Linked DNA regions of Homo sapiens: regions 1, 2, 3, 5 and 6 are each linked to region 4. A link is a contact called in ENCODE Hi-C or POLR2A ChIA-PET data. All regions are on one chromosome and are shown on one strand. The core of a region is the stretch at or near the end of the contact, and the rest is flanking DNA. Distances in the headings are between cores, read along the strand shown.

Region 1 (2,947 bases), core at 220-2,719, 1.4 Mb after region 4:
GTTCCACCTTTTCAATTTCTGGTCATGTGGTCATCTGGGAAGTTACTCGTCTATCCAGGCCTCATTCACCTTCCTCTTAGGCCTGACTGCACTTCTGAGAACAGCTGTCTGGGATCTCAACTTCTGAAAAAACGGTGGAGTAATCCAGCTCAGCCTCCACACAGCCCCGTGACTCAAAAAAAAAAAAAAAACCTCCCTGGGCATGGGGAAGAGGTATTCCTCTTCTGAGGACCCCAAGGGAGGTCGATAAACTCCCCCGTAGATGGTCTGAACAGAGCAGGAAGGTTCATGTGTGGTGGTGGGGTGCACTGCTTAGATAAGCACCCTCACTGGCAGATAAGGAAGCCGAGCTCACCTAGCCTGTTAAGGAGCAGGCAAAGTGGACTGGCACCCAGAGATCCTGACTCCCAGACAAGGGCTTCCTCTATGGCCTCTCCTGCCTCTTCTACTTTTCCTCGTGCTTATTATCCTGCACCTGTTTCTTTTTTAAAATAACCCATAGAACACTTCCTGACGCAGATTCTAGTCCTGCTGTGTAACCTTTAGAAAGGCTTCCCTCTATGGGCACTTGCCTCCCCGTCTGTGAAACGGGGGCCTCGGCCTTAACGTTCTCTTGGCTCCCTCTCAGCGGAGTCAGTGATGTTTGACTTGAATGCCCTGCAGTAGAGTGCCGCCGTTTCCTTTGCAGAGCAACTGCCTTTCCGCCCTACAATCGCAATGGCCTGGCACCTGCGGCCAGCCGCAAAGCGACTTGTCCTTGCTCGCCTCTCTCGCGCACATCTAGCTGGTAGGGAGAGTAGGGTGTTGAGGGGCTGAGAGGAAGAAAACGCCGGAATTCTCGTATCCCACAGGCATGCTGCGCCCCCCTCCCCACTGCAAACGTTTCCCTGCGAGCGTCGTCCCCCGCGCCCCCCGACACACACACACACACACACACACACACACACACACACACACACACACACACACACACACGCAAAGGCAGGCAGGAGGCGGGGGCGGCCTGTGCGCGTGCGTCGGCGCGGAGCCCTCTCCCGCCCACGTGCGCGCCCCCGAGCGGAGACGCGCGCGCCGGGGCGAGCTGGCGGGAAAGCGCGCGGGAAGCCCCCGGCTGGCTCCCAGCGTGGGGGAGGGAGGGCAGGAGGCGTCTGGAACGTGCCACTCTCGGAGAGAAAGGGGGGATTTTCGCGTGGCGCTGGCGTTTCTACACCTCCCACCCACCGACCAATCCGTTAGCTTCCCCCTTCCCCTGCCGCGGTACGAAGCCCCGTGCCGTGGCCTAGCTCCCTCCTGGCAGCCCGGACCGGCCCCTCGAACCCCGCTCTGGACAGAGCGGTTCCCTCAGCATCCGGAGCGGGGCGCTGCGCCGCGCGGCGAGGCCGGAAATTCCCGCGGCCTGAGTGGTGGAGCCCTAGCGGGGAGAGCGGCGCCACCTTCCTCCTCCCGGGCGGGCGGGGGCGTTAGGCCCAGCGAGGGCCGGGCCGCCTGAGTGGGTGGGGTGGGGGCCGCTGCGTCCGCCGGGAGCGGCGGCGCAGGCGGCCGACCGGGAGCGCGGACAACGCGGCTGCGGCTAACCCGCCGCCCGGCCGGCTGAGACCCTCGCGCCCCTGCTCCTGGGGCCCCCGCCCCCTCGCCGTCTCCGCCTCCTTCCTCACACACCCCCGGGCCGCCCGGGCCGCCCGGGCCCCAAGCCTTCCCGGTGCTCCTCCCTCGTCTCCTCACACTCGCTCTCTGGCTGGGGTCCGCCTGCCGCCCGCTGGCCTGCTCCCTCCGGGGCAAGTCTTGCTTCTTAAGCGCTCCTTTCACACACGCGCGCGCTCGCTGGGCCGTCCCCTCCTCTCCGGCCCTCCTCCTCCTCCTGGTCCTTGCTAACGCTGCCGTCGGGGAGGATTGATGTCCCTTCAGCATCATGCAGCCGCCGCCGAGGAAGGTAAGGGCGCAGCTGGGGGGCTTTGGGGTTCGGAGAGATGCGTACGCGGAACGCGGCTGGGGCGACCGCTGCGCCCCTTCCCCCTCCCGCAAGGGGCCGTGACCGCCCTCGTCTTGGGCTTGTCACCGACTTGCCGCCGGCTCCAGGTGGGGGGCGCGCGTGTGAGTTGCCTTTCCGACAGAGGGGCCGCCGGGGCTCGTCCGTCCTCTAACGCAGGAGACCCCCAGACATTTCACAAGAGTTTCGGGTGTGCATTTGTGTGTGTGCGCGCGCATGGCAATGCTGCCCGCTGCAAAGTGCATTCTCGGGGCTGCACCGAGGGGGAGGCGGGGACGCCCCTGCAGCTTTGCAGAGCCTTGTGCGTGTGTGATTGTTTAGTCTGCACCAGCTTTGAGCCCTCCAGCCGCTTGTCGCCAGCCCCGCCCGTTTGCAAATTTGCGGGGGATTTGTTTCTAGCCTAGCCTTAGGGTTTGGCCTGCTTTTCCCACGGGGCGGCCGAAAAGAAGTTGGAATAGTCACCGCCTCCCCACCCCAAGGGAAAACAAATTAAGGATTGACGGGTCCTGCCTCGTCCCCGGCTGAGGGGCGAGGAGGCTGTCGTGCTGTCTTCAGAAAAGCGAGGACCGGGCCCGGGAGGTGCGTGGGGTGTGCACTGCGATCCGGGGTTGGATGACCAGGGTGGGAGTGACGGATGCACCCGGCTTGTCATCAGTCTCCCCGCTGCGCCCTTCCCCAGCTTTCCCAGGGGCCGAGGCTGTGTCCTTGTCTTTTTAATCCTACAGATGGATACTGAATGTCTACTCTGGGCACTGGGTGGATGAGGCCGTTCTGTCCTCCCCTCGTGGGCAAACATTTGCCTAACGCCTAACTCACCCGTGTCTGCTGCCGCTGCTTTCTCTCTTTCCTAATCCGGGTTTCTCCATTTAAGTGAGTCCTTTTCTTTCGAACATGTACCCCCACCCCTCCGGGTGGTCCCACTGCTGAGGCCGAGATTCCAGACTGACCGTTAACTTCGAA
Region 2 (2,954 bases), core at 138-2,637, 1.1 Mb after region 4:
CAATAGAGGATCCCAAAGTGATGATTCACAGTCCATTCAAAGCCCAGCACCTCAGTGTGCAGATGGGGAGACTGAGGCCTGCGCGGGGGAGGGGGGCGGGGGGGTCTGAGAACAAGATTGTGTCCGGGTCCGCTGAGAATACAGATTACACAGGGGCAGAACTTTGCCAGGTGTAGGGACTTCGATGCGTGAGTGTGTGGATGCAGGTGGGCGGGGGGAAGCTGAGACTACCACAGGGCCCCTACCCTGCTGCCATCTGGGCCACCCCACCAGATGTTGCCCAGCCTCGGCTTTCTCCCTCAGCCAGGGCCTATCCCTCAGGGTCCATCTCCTCACCAAGCTGAACTCCTGAGGGGTGCCCTCGTGGGGACAGTCCTGGAGACCCTTGTCTCCTGGCTCCCCAACTTCCTCATCGCCCCACATCTGCCGGAAGGTGTCCTAGGTCCGGTCCCTCCTCCTCCTGCCTCTTACTCATCATCACCCTAGGCGCAGACACACACACACACACACACACACTGACACCACTTGACCCCACACGCACACCATGGCGCCAGCGAGCTCGGCTCGTTCTCAGTCACTTGGGCTCCTCTCCCTCTATTTCACACTCACAGTAACGGGTGGCCCTGGCCCTGCGCCGGTCACGCCCCAAGCCACGCACTTCGTGACCCCAGTGACCCCGGGTCTTTCCCTCACACAACACACGCACACACGCTGCCTGTCTCCCACACACAGAGCCCCTCTGTGTCGCCCGCTCGGCCCGGCGTCACCGCCCAGTGTCCCAGCCACACGTTCGCCCGGCCAGGCCGCCTCACGCGCCGTGTCACCCACAGTCACGGGCTGACACCATCCAGACCCCCCCTTGGCCGCCCCGCGCCGCAGCCGCGCCGAGGCGCCGCCGTCCAGCCCGCACCACAACCTGGTCTCGGTCCAAGTTTCCCGGGCCGGGGACCGCTCCGGGCCCCGCCGGCCCCTCACACCGCAAGTTCCGCTGCTTCCCCGCGCGCCCCCCGACAGCCACCACGCAGGGCCGGCCCGGAGTCGCGGCCGGAGGACCTGCAGGTCACGGGGCTCGGAGACTGGCGGTGGCCGGTGCGCGGAAGGCGCCGGGACAGGACGCGAGGCGGGAGGAGTGGGGTGGGGGGGCGCGCGGCCGGGCTGCCGCATCCGCCGAGCCCGCGAACTTCCTCAGAGACACGGGGAGGCAGGGGGCGCCACTAGGGTCCGTATCCCGCTGGCCCGGCCGCGGAGAGCAGACTCTGGATGGGCGCTCCGCGCGCCCTCCTTACCTGGCTGCGCCGCGGCAGCTCCAGCTCGGCTCCCCGTTCGACTCGGCGCCGCGGCCCGGCTCGGCGAGCGCCCGGACAGCCGCGCAGCCTGCGCGCCTTTTGAATGAATCGCCGGCTGGGCCGGGAAGGTGCGCAGACCCGCCCCCGCGCGTCACGGCCGCTCCGCCCCCGACGTCAGAGCGCGGTCTGCGCCCCGCGCCCGACTCACCCCGAGCCGCGGAGGGGCTCGCCGCTCTGCCGCTGGGCGGTGCTGCTCTACGTCGCCCTCTCTCGCGCCCCTGGGAACTGCAGGGGGCTGCGCGGGACTGGGCGGCGGTGCCCAGAGGGCCTCTTGTATCCGCCTCTTCAAGGCTCTGAACCAAGCAAGGAGTTGTGCGAAGCAAGATAAAGAGACTGGAGACTGAGATACTCCTCTGGGTCCTCTCAGCATTGCCAGTGTAACTAGAGCCACCTCTGCCCCTTTCTGGGCTTCATCTTCCTCCTGCCAGTTGGTGGCCAGGAAGAATAACCTCACTTTGCTTTGTTGACGAGGCCCAGGCCCAACCCTGGAAACCCTCACCTAGTTGGCGAAAAGGCCTGGTGAAGGTGAGTCTATAAAGGAAGCCCACACGGTGGGCTTCGGCACATCCTTCAAGGCCTAGTGAAATCCTCCAGGAGGCGTCTCCTGCCTCCACTCCCCTACTCCCCGCACCACTTCTCTGTGCCAGGGTAGTTAGTTTCCCTCCAGCAGGACAGGTGACTCAGTGCCCCCCTCCCTACTACAGCCATCCCACCCTGCCAGTTTCCAATGCCAGTCATCACAAACTCCAGGCAGTATTCACACTGTATTCCGACTCCGAATCGTGTCCCCTGGAGTTGTGCTACAGGGTGTGCCAGGACTGGAGGGAGCAGCTCAGTGGCCCGTTCCCCCTCTCAGTACTATTCAGGGGATCTCAGGCGGTCCTCCTGGGACAGTAGGGCTGATGGGAGACTGAGACACCAGGGAGGACCTAGTGCTGGGCCAGAGGCCTGGCTGGGGTCAGGATAATCACAGCCCATGACAGAGATGGAGAAAGGAAGGTAAATAAGTCAGCTGGGGATAGATGGCTGGGGGTGGGGTTCTAAACAGTCATAGAATCTGAACCCAGGGGCTAGGAGACGGAAAAGGTCAGGTCCCCAGGGTCCAGGAGATTCCAGGAGGCGAACTGGACACCGCATGGGGAGGGGAGCAGGGGATGAGTTTTCATTTCCCTGGGTCATGCTCAGGTTGTGGGGGAAGGGCATAAGGAGCTACAGGTCATTGATGTCAGGATCATGACATCAGCACCCTCATATGTCAATGGAGACCTCCAGGGCTGGGGCAGGGGTTCTTCCAGGGTCCCACATCCCAGCCTACGGAAGGCCAGAGCATCCAGAATGCCTCCACTCCTGGAAATGTTTTCTTTGTAAGGGGACCATCTACACCCCAGCTCTAGGTTCTAGAGTTCAAATGGTGGCAATTTCAGGTGTCGTCACTCAATAAACCAAATGGGGAAGGCCAGGTGTAGTGGTCACACCTGTAATCCTAGCACCTTGGGAGGCTGAGTTGGGAGGATCACTTAGCCCAGGAGTTCGAGACCAGCCTGGGCAACATGATGAAGCCCAGTCTCTACAAAAATATGTGGGAGAATCACTTGAGCCCAGGAAGTT
Region 3 (2,925 bases), core at 345-2,844, 1.7 Mb after region 4:
CTCCATCTCAAATAAATAAATAAATAAATAATCCCAACTTCCCCAGCCCTGGTGTAAGGTACCCCCAGGCCAGAATAGAAAGTCCTTGAGCAATTATCCAGCCGACATTCTGGAGGTTGGTGGTTTGACCCTGGAACACCCTCCCCCATCAACAGTCACTTCCTCTTTTCTCACCAGTTCCAGGGGAGGGTGGGGTGGTAAGTCCGGGCCTAGCTCCCTCCTCATCAACTTCCTTCCCACACTCAGTGCCCTGTCACCTTGACTGAGGCCCTGGGCCTGGCCTAGTTCTCATGAAAACCCCACCTCAGCCCCCAGGGTACTGCAGCACCCAGCAAACCTAAAGAAGGTCTCTATACCCAATTAACAAGTAAGAAGACTGAGGCTTAGCGATGTGATCTGCCCAAGGTTTCAAGACTGGCCCTTCAGTCTGATTTCAGCCCTCCAGATCTCTCTAGTCCCTCAGACTCACAGCTCCCTGGGTCGGGGCGGGGGGCAGGGGTTGGGGGGGCGGTGACCCCCTCCCTCAAACTGGACGGTTCCACTGTCTGTCTGAGCAGTGGAGAAGTGTGGCTGCTGGAGGTGGGGGCTGGCCTCGCAACCCTGAAGGTAGAGGACCAGCAGCCTGGAAGCTTGCAGAGAAATTTTCCTGGCTAAGAGCAGATTTGATTGTGGGGGTTTGGCCAAGATTAGCCCCAGTGAGAGAGCCGCAGGGATTGTGGTTAGACTTCCAACCACAGACATACAATCGCAGGCGGCCAGAGGTGCGACACACAGGCACACCTGTTCATCCCCTCTTGAAATGCCACACCCTATCCTGACCAGCTGCCCAGAAACAATTCTGAGAGTCCGACTTCGCTGGGCTCAGCCAGCATCCACCAGCAGCCCGGGGCCCCCTGATGCCCCCTCAGGCTGGGTAGGCTGACAGGGAGGTGTTCCATAAGCCTGTGCCAGCGTCGCCTGTCAGCGGCAGAGCCTGAGATGCACAGCCTCCTCCTTAGAGGTTCCGAGTGTCGCCCCTCTCCGGATGGGCCAATAAGTGGCTGCTCTGGACAAGTCCCGCGTTCTTTCACTGCGCTACCGAGACTAAGTGCACTGATCAAGCCCCTACCCCGGGGACTGCCCGGGTGGGGAGGCAAAAGAGACCCTGCAAAACCAACACCCGAGGACGCACTTGCGTCTCGGAAGCCCAGCTTGTGGGAGGCAGAGCCCGTCCTGAGGGGCGACGAGGGCAGGGGGACCAGGAGGGGCTCGTCCAGGTTCTAACCAGAGCCTGGATGGCAAGGGGCGGAGTCCTGGCAGTCGGGATGGGCGTAACGCACAGGCTCAAGGCATAAGGCACAGCGCACTCGGGTCACAGGCGGAGGAGCCAGCCAAACCCTCTCCCCGCGCCCGTAGCCGCGTCCCCTCAGCCGCCATCCTCTCAGCACCGGGGCGCACTCACAGGCCGGCACCAGCTCCAGGAAAAGCGCCTTTTGCGTACGGTCCCGAAGCCGCAGCTGCCGCACGATGTGGCGTTTCCAGCGCGCTGCGGGGGCACCGGGGACGCCCGGCCCCGCCATGGCCGCGCTCTCCCGCCTAGCGGCGCGTTCCTCCCGCCCAGGACGGCGCCAGGCCGGGGCGGGGCCTCGCGGGGACTCCGTGACGCCAGGGGGCGGGCGGCGGCGGGGAATCCCCGGCTTGTCCCAAGAGGGCTTTGGCGGGGAGGACCGAAGGCCGACGCCGGGAGGATCTGCCTCCGGGAGGAGCCGCCTCCGGGTCTGAACCGCCGGGGCCCCGTCCGAAATGTTCACCTAAGTGGGGGCTCCTGTGGCTGCGAGGGTCATAAGCAGGAGCGAGGTCGGAGCCTCCGGGGAGGCTTCCCCCACGCGGGTGGAGCGCTCCGGAGGCGGGGCCCTCAAGGCCCGGGTGTCTTAACCCCGCCGCGCCCGGGCCGAGTTCGAGAGCCGCTGGTGCTTCCCAGGCCGTCGCGCTCCTGGCCGCGCACCCAGCCAGGGACCCAGAGGCCCTCAGCCCCGGGCTCTGCGCGTACACTGAGGGCGCGGCGCAGCAGGACAGCAAGATAAGGAAGCAGAGACTGAAGGGAGGAATCCCCGCTTTCCGGGGATGATGGCGTTCGAGTTGGGTCTGTGAGGGATGAAATAGGAGTTGGCCAGAGGGAGAGAGGGACTCTAGGCCTCGAGAAGAGCACGTGCAGAGGTTCCGTGACACGAAAACGCCAGGTGGGTGCGGGGCTGGGAGGACAGGAGGCAGAAGGGTTTACGGCTCCACATGGTCGCCGAAATTTTAGGTCCCTGAGAGTAAAGGGGTGCAGCTGATTTCATCTAGAAAGCCCCTGGCCGGGAGGAGAGAACGAGCTTGCTTGCCTGGGGTTGCAAAGGAGTGGGTAGCTGAGACGGCCAGCACCCCAGCATCCTGACTCAGGGCCAGACGCTTCACCCCATTGGGCGGCGTCTGGAGGAGCAGACACATCTCTTGTGGGTACCCTCGAAAGTGAATCATGGGTCGCAGGGAACTGTGGTCAAACCGTCTCTAGCTAGATGCTAGAGAGCCAGCTCTGCAGGCTCAGGCTACTGTGAGACACGAAAGGAGGGACTCGCTGGGCACAGCCTCACCCTGGGGCATGCCAGCAGGCCCTGCCCTCTGAGTGTTGGCAGACTTGAACATCCCTAGGGAACGAGAGAAGTTGGGCAACGATGGGAGAGCAGTGCAGGCCCTGGAGGTGACGAGTCTGTTGAGATTCTGATGGGGATGGGTCAGAGGACGTAGAAAGCAGTGAAGGCCTAGACGCCCCCAGGTCAGTGTAGCCTGCTCTGCTTCCAGTGAGCTGGGCTCAGTCCCCCACATGTCATTGTCTTAGACGCCCATGGCCTTTGCACAGGCCGAGCCTGATGTTTGGAACATCGTCGCCTCTAGGGGGCCTGGCTC
Region 4 (3,253 bases), core at 631-3,130:
AACACAGACGTTTGCCAGGAATTAAGAAGCAGTGTAACTACAAAGAGCAACATGAGGGATCCTTGTGGTGATGAAAATGTTCTGCATCTTGACTTTATCAATGTCAGTATCCTGGTTGTGATATTGTACTACAGTTTTGCAAGGTGTTTCCATTGGGGGAAGCTGGGTAAAGGGTACATATAATCTGTCCATATTATTCCTTACAACTGCATATGAGTGTCCAATTTTCTCAAATAAAACATTTAATTAAAATAGTACATATGTGATTTCTCTTGTCCAAACCCTGATTGATAATTTGAACCCTTCATCAGACTGGAAAATTTCTCTTCTATTCCTAGATTGCTAAGTATTTTGGTCAGAAGAGGTGTTTATTTTTGCCAATAGATTTATCTGTATTTTTTAACATAATCATAGCTTTTCTTTAAAAAAAATTTTTATTATTTCTTCCAATGAAGGCTTTTCTCTTTTAAGGTAAATTACATTGTTTGATTTCAGAATGCAAAACCAACCTTGCATTCCCGGGATAAACCCTACTTCATCATGATGTATTAATCCTTTTATAAATTGCTGGATTTGATTTGCTAATATTTGCTTAGGATCTTTATGTCTATGTTTATGAAATGTTTTTCAGACACCTATGGTGTCTGAAAAGTCCTCAGTAAAAATTCATTGAATTCAGACTTGTTTAAATGATACTCTAACTGCAACATAGCTGATGTTGTGGTCCAGACACCCCCTCAGGGCCTAGACAGTCATTCCCTCAGCTTCTGGAGTTGGTTACTGATGATACACAACTGAGTCCTTCTCTGGGGGCCGCCCTCCACCGAGGGAAGCAGTCTTGCCAAAAAAAAAAAAAAAAAAAAAATCACAGCTCCTCCCCAGGTGTAGCCTGTATCCATGACTGGTCAATGCAAGGATAAGAGTTTCTGGCCCCCTTGCTTTAATGTGGAACTACTCTGAAGGGTCATCCTAGGCTCCAAGCATGCCTTGGGATTGGTCAAGGCCTCTGCTGCAACTGTTTTGCAGGCCAACTTCTTCCTCTGCCTACAAATTCCTGCTTCCTTCACTTTCTTACAGGTGCTGATCTTTAAGTTCTCCCTACCTCCACCAATAACCTTGTAGGCAAGCTAATCTCCCTCTTGCGTCCCCCAGGGGCTCAACACAGGACACACCACGTTACCCTGTTTTATTTTTCTTTTCATAGCATTTAACACCTTATACGTGAAATAACCTTATTTACTTAACACTTAAAATACTTATCGTCTGCTGTAAGAATGTAAGCTTACCAGGACAGATCTTTCTCATACGCTATGCACCGCTGTATCAAGCGCCTATGGCAGGGCCTGCAGAACACAGCAGGCACTAAATACTGGTTGTTGAATGAACCGATGAGTCTGGCCCCGCGCTTTTGGTCCTGGGATCACATATCCCCCCTCCAGCTTTTAACACGCACCTGGGAGCTGCGGCTCGGGGTGTGCCCCCGAGTCCCCGCCCCTCAGGCCACGCCCCCAGGCCCACGGAGAGGGCGGGGCCCCGCGGACGCAACGGTGGGCACGATGCGGCAACCCGCCGTTCGGTTGGTGCGCCTGGGTCGGGTGCCGTACGCCGAGCTACTGGGGCTGCAGGACCGCTGGCTGCGGCGGCTGCAGGCCGAGCCAGGCATTGAGGCCCCGTCGGGGACTGAGGCGGGCGCGCTCCTGCTCTGCGAGCCCGCGGGGCCCGTGTATACGGCCGGGCTGCGCGGCGGCCTGACGCCCGAGGAAACTGCGCGGCTACGGGCCTTGGGCGCCGAGGTGCGCGTCACAGGCCGCGGTGGCCTGGCCACCTTCCACGGCCCGGGCCAGCTGCTTTGCCACCCGGTACTCGACCTGCGGCGTCTCGGCCTGCGCTTGCGCATGCACGTAGCGTCGCTGGAGGCGTGCGCCGTGCGCCTGTGCGAGCTCCAGGGCCTGCAGGACGCCCGCGCGCGGCCCCCGCCCTACACTGGCGTCTGGCTAGACGATCGCAAGATCTGCGCGATCGGTGAGCGCCGCGGAGCAGGGCGGTACCTGAGAGCCGAGGTCGGAGCTTGAGGCCTGGGGGCGGGGTCTGACGGGGCTGGACCAACGGAGGTGAGGGCCGGGAGGAGGCGTATCTAGCGCGGGTTTTGAATCACAGCTACCCGCTGCGTTTGAGTTTTTAAGCCCCTTTTCAGATATCGTATATTCAGAAGCAGAAGGCTCCTCACATCTAGTCCAACACGCATTTCTGTTAAGGGAGAGACAAGAGAAGTGAATTGCCAGGTTACGTCCTGCGAATGACAATGTCATGGCAAATAAGGGTGCTAATTTTCAAACTTTTTTTTTTTTTTTTTTTTGAGACAGAGTCTCGCTTTGTCACCCAGGCTGGAGTGCAGTGGCGCAATCTCGGCCCACTGCAAGCTCCGCCTCCCGGGTTCACGCCATTCTCCTGCCTCAGCCTCCAGAGTAGCTGGGGCTACAGGCGCCCACCACCAGCCCGGCTAATTTTTTGTATTTTTAGTAGAGATGGGGTTTCACCGTGTTAGCCAGGATGGTCACGATCTCCTGACCTCGTGATCCGCCCGCCTCGGCCTCCCAAAATGCTGGGATTACAGGCGTGAGCCACTGCGCCTGTCCCCAAGCTTTTTTTTTTTTAAGTATTGGAATCTGTTAAAAGACATTTCCTGGAATCCTCATGATGAGTGCAGCTGCTTGAAGCCACGCACCCCTTCCTTTCATTTGTTTCCTTTTCCCATCTGAGTACAATCCCTTGTTTCTCCAGAAACAAAATTTGAAAACCGGTGATCTAATCCAGTTTTCTCATCGCCCTGAGAGGGACACCAAAGCCCGGAGAGTGGAGGGTATCTACTCTAAGACCCTTTGGCTTGCCTTGCAGGAGTCCGCTGTGGAAGGCACATCACATCCCACGGCCTGGCTCTCAACTGCTCTACCGACCTCACGTGGTTTGAGCACATCGTGCCCTGTGGACTGGTTGGGACAGGCGTCACTTCCTTGAGTAAGGAGCTCCAGAGGCACGTCACCGTGGAAGAAGTAATGCCACCTTTCCTTGTGGCCTTTAAGGAGATCTACAAGTGCACACTGATCTCAGAGGACAGCCCCAACTGAAGAGTACTCATAACAGCCAGGATGCTCCTGCCTTGGGAAGCATGAAGTCTGACTTGAGTCACCTACTGAAACCCAGATTTTAGACCTGGCCTGTCATTCACTGATCATGAAACTAAGGACATACCATG
Region 5 (3,320 bases), core at 381-2,880, 1.7 Mb after region 4:
CAAAAAAAAAAACAAAAAACAAAAAAAAAACCACAAACGAACAGCCCCTGCCCTCCCCCCAAAAAAGACAAACTGCATCTCACACACAGGTGACCCCTGTGAATACAGTCTCTGAGGAGTGATGGAAGAGGAAGCCCTGTGAGAGGTGCAGACTGCTACCCTCTAGAACACCAGGATGCCTAAATAGTAGAGGGCAGTTTCATTAGCGACATCAGTTTGCAAACTGAAAAGAGACACTCTCCTGTAGGTACCAAAGGTGCTCTCTCTTTGTATAGGGAAAAGGCAGGCTGGTTGTTTTTTGTTTTTGTTTTTTGAGACGGAGTCTCGCTCAGTCGCCCAGGCTGGAATGCAGTGGTGCGATCTCGGCTCACTGCAACCTCCACCTCCCAGGTTCATGCCATTCTCCTGCCTCAGCCTCCCGAGTAGCTGGGACTACAGGCGCCCGCCACCACACCCAGCTAATTTTTTTGTATTTTTAGTAGAGACGGGGTTTCACCATGTTAGCCAGGATGGTCTCAATCTTCTGACCTCGTGATCCGCCCGTCTTGGCCTCCCAAAGTGCTGGGATTACAGGCGTGAGCCACCACTCCCGGCCTAGGCTGGTTTATGACTCACAGGGTCTGTATTTCACAATAATCATACATATTCAGCAGGTTTTGGGGAAAAGCTATACATATTTATGAGGGGATGTGAGTGCATGCACAATGGGTAAACACCTGTAACATATGTTCCATGTTCACTTTGGGATGGGGTTTTTGCGTTAAAGTGAGGTGGAATTTGGTTCTTTGCATCATAAGGTGGACTATAGGACACAAACACAGTTTGCGTGCAGTCTCTATGAGCTTGCTGAAACTGGCCTGAGGTCTGCAGTTACTTATCAGGAAAGAATGTTTGTAAGGCCTGTCCTCTGTCGATCAGCGTTGTAGTGGTCTGAGTTGTAAATCTCAGTAAAGAAGAGTCTGACAATTTGCATGATAGCTCCTATTGCTAGGGGTTTAGTAAGAGTGTGGTTTTTCTGGCAGCAGTAGAAATTTAAGAAGTTGCCATGCCAGCTGACAGCTGAGCCCTGAGGTAGGCAACGTTTGTTTCCTTAACCTTAACCTTAAGGTCCATCGTAGTTGATAAAAAGGCATCTGGCCAGGCCTGATGGCTCACGCCTATAATCCCAGCACTTTGGGAGGGTGAGGCGGGAGGCCAGCAGTTCTGGGGCCACTGCACTCCAGCCTGACAGACAGAGACCCTGTCTCAAAAAATAAATAAATAAAAAAGATAAAGGGGCATTTGTCTTGATCGCTCAGATCACACAACTAATAAGTAGCATTCTTTCTAAAAGCCGCAACAATGCTACTCCTCTCTTATAAGAGCTACTGTGTAACTCCTGCCCAACTCAAACCCACAGGCCCAGGCTCAGAACACTTGGCTCCATTGCTTCACTGTTTCCCTGCTAGCACGAACCCCCCAAACTCCATCTCCCAACATGCCGCGGGCCCCCTTTCTGTCAGCCTGACTCTTGAGCTCCTGAGAAATGTAGTTTTTCCAGCGGCCCAGCCCCAGAAAGGTCCTAGCCAAGAACTACAGTTCCCATGTGGCAATGCGCGCGCCATTCCGGTGGAATTCACCGCGGTCTCCAGTTTGCCATGATGGATGCCAGAACCTGCACGTGGGGCTTGGTGACGCGATGACTGAGATGCTGGAGTCCCCGGTCAGAAGGACGATGCCGAGCGCGCCGTATTTTCTCCTGCCTCTCCTCAGATCGCCGCCGTTGTTGGGCTGTGGAGACGTCTCAACCAAAGTGGAGCCGACAGAGGCCCCGGGAGCCGTGGTGACAGAGCGGCCACAACCACTAGGGGGCGGGAGGCAGAGCGGCCCCTAGTCCGCCCCTAGTCCGGGACCTCTGGGCGGTCCCGGGCGGGAAGCGCACGCGCAAACGCGGGGCTTCGCGGCCGCTGTAAACACCAAAGAGCGCCTGCGCAAGCCGAGAGTCTCGGGATCGACACGTGGGGGCGCCTGAGCGAAGATAACCGTAATAAATAGTAACCTAACGGTCCAGTCATCGTTCTGTGGTCCTTTCTTTTATGATTCACAAGGAATGACCCTCTTCATCGCCTCTCCTAATTCAGTCCTCACAACAGTCCTTTTACAAATGGGACAACAGGTTAGAGGAAGTCAGGCAGATTTCCAGCATCATAGAGAGTAAAGGACCAGGGAAGGATCAGGATTCAAGGACTGCACCCAGGCTCTGCTTCCAGCTTGCTGTGTGACTTTGGGTAATTTTGTTCCCTTAGGGAACTGAGCTTTCTCATTTGTAAATGCAAACAGGCTGTTGGGAGGATCAAATGAGATCCAGGGGTGAAAACAGCTTAGTTTACTTTCAGGAATTTACCCACGCGGTATATAAAGGCAAAATATTATTATAGTCAGGTGATTGTAGATTGAGGAACCCATTTCCTCATTCTGCAAATTGCAAACCTGAGGGCCCAAAGAGGGACAGGGGCTTGCCCCAGGTCTCAGCAGGCTGTGAGCAAGAGCTAAAGCCTAATCCTCCTGCCTTTGGGCCTGGAGCCCTTCCTTGTACCCCAGGGGTCAGTGTCTTTGTTGGATACAGGCTTAGATTGACTGACTGTACCCTGAGAACCTAGGGGAGTCCCTGTTCCCAATTCTTCTCCTACCCCCACCTTGGCCTGATGGAGGAAGACCCTGCTGTGTTGAGATGAGCACCAGAGCCAAGAAGCTGAGGAGGATCTGGAGAATTCTGGAGGAAGAGGAGAGTGTTGCTGGAGCTGTACAGACCCTGCTTCTCAGGTCAGTGGCCCAAGTAAGGGAAAGAACCCAGGTGTGACAGATGAGGGGGCAGCACTAAGGGGACAGACTCTGAATGGAAAGGAGTGGGAAGGCAGTGGACACTGTTTCTGAGCTTGGGAGGAATTGGGTACTCAGGTAACTCCATCTGGGGGCAGTGGAGCTGGAGGTGATACCTGGGCTGGCCTGGCTGATGAGAAGGGGAAGTGATGCGCATTGAGCTGAGGTCTAGGAGCCACTCCCCAGCCAGGTGAAGCGAGGTGGCACCTAGGCACACCATGGCACCTGCAGGATCATGCAGCTAACCCCAGGGAAGGGGACTTTTCTCTGACCCTTGGAGCGGTGGAGCTGGGCTGTATGCAGCTGATTCTCTCTAGAGTGCTCTTAGAGGTTTTGGGGGTAGGTTGGGGGAAGGGCTGGGAGACCCTGAGGTCTCATTACAGATTGGGCCTCCCCAGGCAAGTCATGAAAGGCAGGTATATGTAGAAATAGAAATCCAAGATCCTTCAAGATATCCCAGA
Region 6 (3,284 bases), core at 412-2,911, 1.3 Mb before region 4:
CTCTTCTTGGCAGGAGGAATAAAGGGAGAGGGTGAAAGGTATTCTTTAGGTCTCTTTAATGCTAAGATTCCTGCAAAATCTCCCCTTGGGGGACAGAAGGAAGGCAACCGATATAAGGAGGGAAGTACTCTACAGATATGTGAGTGAAACAAAGAGTTTTGTCACATCTCCAAAGTCAGTGTTTCCCCCTTCTTATCTTCCTACAACGCAGAGCCAAGAAGTCCTCAAAGCCCTTCCTAAAGGATGGAGGAACACATGAATATATACATCAAATCCTCCTTCCACAGAGACTCACTGAAGGGAATGAAGAAGGAAAAAGTCCTCCTAATTATTAAGATGCGTTCCTTGGGACTCGGAGAATTAGGAAGGAAACCCCCAAGTCTTGAATACATTTCTCTAAAGAGGCCGAATACTTAATAATCAGGGGAGATTAAAGCAAATGGTAGACACCCTAAAGTCTCCTCCAGGGCTCTTGCACGAAGAGTACAAACTGGTTTCTCCGTAAGCGGGGATGGCCAGGTGGGGAAAGAAAGGAAAAGTGCTTTCACTATGGCCCGTGGGACACAGGGGGTTCCCCGGGTCCCTTCCTGGGCGGAACGAGGGAGAGGGTCTGCGCGGGGCAATCCCCGGCTCCCTGCGTTGGGGGAGGCGGCCTCGGGCCGGGGCCCCAGGGACTTGAGCTGGCTGGCTGCTTGTCCCTTAACAAGCCCATCTCCTGTAACGGGATTCTCCTAGGACTCCGGGATCTCCCGGAGGTTCGGCCATCACTGGACCCCTCCCCGCACAAACCTCCTGACAGTCTTCCTCAGTCCCGCGAGCCCTCCGGGTCCCTGCTCTGGGTGTCCCGGCTCGCGGGGTCAGCCCGGAGCCAGCAAGCTCTCCACGCGGGCCTGCCCGGGTCCCTCCCGAGTGCTGCGAGCCGCGCGGGCTTACCTGCTGAGACGGCAGCTCCACATGCAGGGCCCGCGCGGCAGAACCGGGAGGCAGAGCAGCGGCCGGGCCCGGGGGTGGCTGGGGGACGGGGCCCCCGACCGACGCGGAGGCGCTCATCTCGATCCAGGGGCCGCCAAGCGGCGGGGCGGGCACTCTTCCGGCATCCGCCGCCGCCCCCTTGCCACCACCTACCAAGCCCCTGCAGCCTAGAAACCCGCCACCCGAGAGGCACTACTGCTCAGCCCAGACAGTAGCCGCCGCCGCTGCCGCCGCTGCCGCCGTTGCCGCCGCTGGCTAAGGAAGAGCCATATTACCGCAGTGCAACCCCTCCACCCCGCTGAGACCCGGAGCGCTCATTGGCTTAGCCCTCAAGGGGGCGGGACCCAACGGCAGAAAAGGGGCGTGCTATTGGGTAGAAGGTCTGTCCATCGCTGGCATTACTGGACTTGGGGGCGGAGGGACTCAAGGATGGCCTCAATTGCGTCTGTCAAGCCGGGGTGAAACCTGGGGCGTTGCTTCTTTTTTTCCCAGTCTAATTGGTTCTTTTACTACCAACGGGCAGAGTCTCCTGGTGGAGGCGGAAGGGCCATTGCAAGAGGTCGCTGTCAATTGTCAGTAAAGGGAAAGAGGGGTGGGGTCTTGATTAGGTAGAGCGCGCTTCTGGGCTCCGGTGTCACGTGCAGGAGGCGGGAGAGTCACCTGATTAGGGAGAACCGGTCTTCTGAGCCACTTCCGCCCTCACTGGTTGCCGTGGTAACAGGCCTCCGGTGGAGGGCGGGGACCCTCGGAAGCCAGCTGGGTGGCGATCGCTTGTCTGCCTTGGCAGGCCCCTTGTGCAGTCTTTTCCCGGCGTGAGCGTGCAGGGATTGAAAAGGAATGCTTTATGGTTCAGCAGAGAGCCACCACGCAGGATGCACTGGGACCTGAGAACCGTCGGGCAGTCCCACGAGCTCTTTCATGACCAGCTCCAACCGACAAGTACACGCCCCTTCGCACTCCACTAGCTAGTAAGCTGAGCTACAAGGTGTGCCAGGCACCCAGGACGCCGATTCACCGCTTCAGGTGGGCTGTTTGTGCTGTGTCCCCAGAAAGCCTTTGCTACTTATCCATCAGTCTTAGCTGGGGCAGGAGTCCCTTCTTCCAAAAGGCTTCTCTGAGCCTCTCTGGGACCTTGAGTTAGGAATTTTGACCCTACCGTGGGTCTGGATTATTCTATTAATTTTTTTTAACAGTGCCTCATTCTTTCGCCCGGGCTGGAGTGCAGTGGCAAAATCACGGCTCATTGCAGCCTCGACCTCCTGGGCTCAAGTGATCCTCCCACCTCACCCTCCTAAGTAGCTGGGAATACAGGCACATGCCACCAGGCCCAGCTAATTTTAAAATTTTTTTGTAAAGATGGGGTTCTGGCCATATTTCCCAGACTAGTCTCAAACTCCCAGGCTCAAGCGATCCTCCAGTCTCGGGCTCCCAAAGTGTTGGGATTACAGGCATGAGCCACCAGGCCTGGCCACATTGTCTTTTAACACATGTAAGCAGCCACCCTCCTTCCCACACACACACAAAATACTGTGAATTCTTCAAGCAAAAGGACTTTGTCTGATTCATCTCTGGATCCCCAGTGCCTGACAGAGAATCAGGAAATTTTTTTTTTTTTTTTTTGCAGTGAAGGCCCAGCTCAAATGCCACCTCTTCCATGAAGACTTCCGTGATCCACAATGATAGCATCTCCAGCAATTGCTTCTATAATGAATAGCATGAGTCATTCTGCAGGATGTTGATCTTCCTTTTTTTACTCCTAGACTGAATTTTTCCACCACCTGGATGAACATAGCAGAAAGAACATAGTGTTTTAGAGTCAGACACAATAGGAATCAGGCACTTTGGAATCTTGGCTCTACCACCTTTGAGCTATGTATCCCAAGGCAAGTCACTTCCCCTCTCTCAGCTTTAAAATAGTAATAGGATTGCTGTAGGGATTAAAGTAAATCAACATATGTAAAGTGCCCACACAGGACCTGGCATATAGTAGTTGCATTTTAAATTTTTTAAACAAAATGTAAGCATACTATCTTTCCAGGGTGTTCAGAAGCCTGAAAAACACCTTGGATCTTTTCTCAGAGCTGGATCACAAAGATGTCACACTGTCTCCTGTTCTGACACACTGAGTGGTTCCTCATGGCTGGAGCCTGGGGCGTGTGGTCAGGTGTTTGTTGAGAAAGGAGTCGCTTGATCAGGTGTTTGTTGAGAAAGGAGTCACTGGGAAATCCCAAATATTATCTGATTGAACTCATGTGGTGCCAAGATCTGGGGGAATTTCACAGAAAACACATTTCTGTTTCTAAGCTGTATTA

Evidence for each region. Hi-C counts contacts between places; a loop is a spot of excess contacts on that map. ChIA-PET counts read pairs that join two places held with the same protein, here RNA polymerase II (POLR2A). Pooled maps may share reads with other maps.
Region 1: a loop to region 4 is called in a map of CD8-positive, alpha-beta T cell, with 11 times the contacts of the local background. The contact joins the promoter of FCHSD2 here to the promoter of LIPT2-AS1 in region 4. A Hi-C loop is called at or near these places in 2 of 168 maps with a recorded cell type or tissue (CD4-positive, alpha-beta memory T cell and CD8-positive, alpha-beta T cell) and 6 of 50 pooled maps. POLR2A ChIA-PET finds 5 or more read pairs at or near these places in 2 of 52 experiments (WTC11 and naive thymus-derived CD8-positive, alpha-beta T cell).
Region 2: a map of naive thymus-derived CD4-positive, alpha-beta T cell shows a loop between it and region 4 (11-fold over the local background). The contact joins the promoter of RELT here to the promoter of LIPT2-AS1 in region 4. A Hi-C loop is called at or near these places in 1 of 168 maps with a recorded cell type or tissue (naive thymus-derived CD4-positive, alpha-beta T cell) and 5 of 50 pooled maps. POLR2A ChIA-PET finds 5 or more read pairs at or near these places in 1 of 52 experiments (activated naive CD4-positive, alpha-beta T cell).
Region 3: a map of CD8-positive, alpha-beta T cell shows a loop between it and region 4 (10-fold over the local background). The contact joins the promoter of ATG16L2 here to the promoter of LIPT2-AS1 in region 4. A Hi-C loop is called at or near these places in 1 of 168 maps with a recorded cell type or tissue (CD8-positive, alpha-beta T cell) and 6 of 50 pooled maps. POLR2A ChIA-PET finds 5 or more read pairs at or near these places in 2 of 52 experiments (Panc1 and naive thymus-derived CD8-positive, alpha-beta T cell).
Region 5: a map of CD4-positive, alpha-beta memory T cell shows a loop between it and region 4 (19-fold over the local background). The contact joins the promoter of STARD10 here to the promoter of LIPT2-AS1 in region 4. A Hi-C loop is called at or near these places in 1 of 168 maps with a recorded cell type or tissue (CD4-positive, alpha-beta memory T cell) and 5 of 50 pooled maps. POLR2A ChIA-PET finds 5 or more read pairs at or near these places in 1 of 52 experiments (Panc1).
Region 6: a map of natural killer cell shows a loop between it and region 4 (17-fold over the local background). The contact joins the promoter of UVRAG-DT here to the promoter of LIPT2-AS1 in region 4. A Hi-C loop is called at or near these places in 1 of 168 maps with a recorded cell type or tissue (natural killer cell) and 6 of 50 pooled maps. POLR2A ChIA-PET finds 5 or more read pairs at or near these places in 1 of 52 experiments (naive thymus-derived CD4-positive, alpha-beta T cell).

The regions. Positions count from the first base shown.
Region 1 is chr11:73,140,840-73,143,786 of GRCh38, reverse strand. It overlaps FCHSD2 (FCH and double SH3 domains 2), which reads left to right and starts at 1,469. Exons shown (of 20, transcript NM_014824.3): 1 at 1,469-1,930. The coding sequence starts at 1,910. RefSeq lists enhancers at 321-460, 541-650, 2,521-2,750, 2,250-2,871, 2,872-2,947 and silencers at 881-1,260, 1,421-1,800, 2,201-2,340.
Region 2 is chr11:73,374,832-73,377,785 of GRCh38, reverse strand. RELT (RELT TNF receptor) reads right to left here and starts at 1,387. Exons shown (of 11, transcript NM_152222.2): 1 at 1,287-1,387. RefSeq lists an enhancer at 408-702 and silencers at 868-947, 1,038-1,327, 1,358-1,667.
Region 3 is chr11:72,813,080-72,816,004 of GRCh38, reverse strand. ATG16L2 (autophagy related 16 like 2) reads right to left here and starts at 1,594. Exons shown (of 18, transcript NM_033388.2): 1 at 1,442-1,594. The coding sequence starts at 1,559. LOC107984421 (a long non-coding RNA gene) reads left to right here and starts at 1,938. Exons shown (of 3, transcript XR_007062771.1): 1 at 1,938-2,925. RefSeq lists an enhancer at 822-971 and silencers at 1,502-1,951, 2,352-2,441.
Region 4 is chr11:74,492,007-74,495,259 of GRCh38, reverse strand. It overlaps LIPT2-AS1 (LIPT2 antisense RNA 1), which reads right to left and starts at 1,880. Exons shown (of 2, transcript NR_171028.1): 1 at 1,287-1,880. It overlaps LIPT2 (lipoyl(octanoyl) transferase 2), which reads left to right and starts at 1,536. Exons shown (of 2, transcript NM_001144869.3): 1 at 1,536-2,022; 2 at 2,896-3,253. The coding sequence starts at 1,557. The coding sequence ends at 3,125. RefSeq lists silencers at 1,301-1,550, 1,661-1,770.
Region 5 is chr11:72,792,357-72,795,676 of GRCh38, reverse strand. It overlaps STARD10 (StAR related lipid transfer domain containing 10), which reads left to right and starts at 1,630. Exons shown (of 7, transcript NM_006645.3): 1 at 1,630-2,802. RefSeq lists enhancers at 1,305-1,874, 3,006-3,320.
Region 6 is chr11:75,813,174-75,816,457 of GRCh38, reverse strand. It overlaps UVRAG-DT (UVRAG divergent transcript), which reads left to right and starts at 1,661. Exons shown (of 2, transcript NR_144531.1): 1 at 1,661-1,995; 2 at 2,597-2,944. UVRAG (UV radiation resistance associated) reads right to left here and starts at 1,248. Exons shown (of 15, transcript NM_003369.4): 1 at 934-1,248. The coding sequence starts at 1,050. RefSeq lists a silencer at 925-1,124 and enhancers at 1,420-1,714, 1,585-2,014, 1,938-3,137.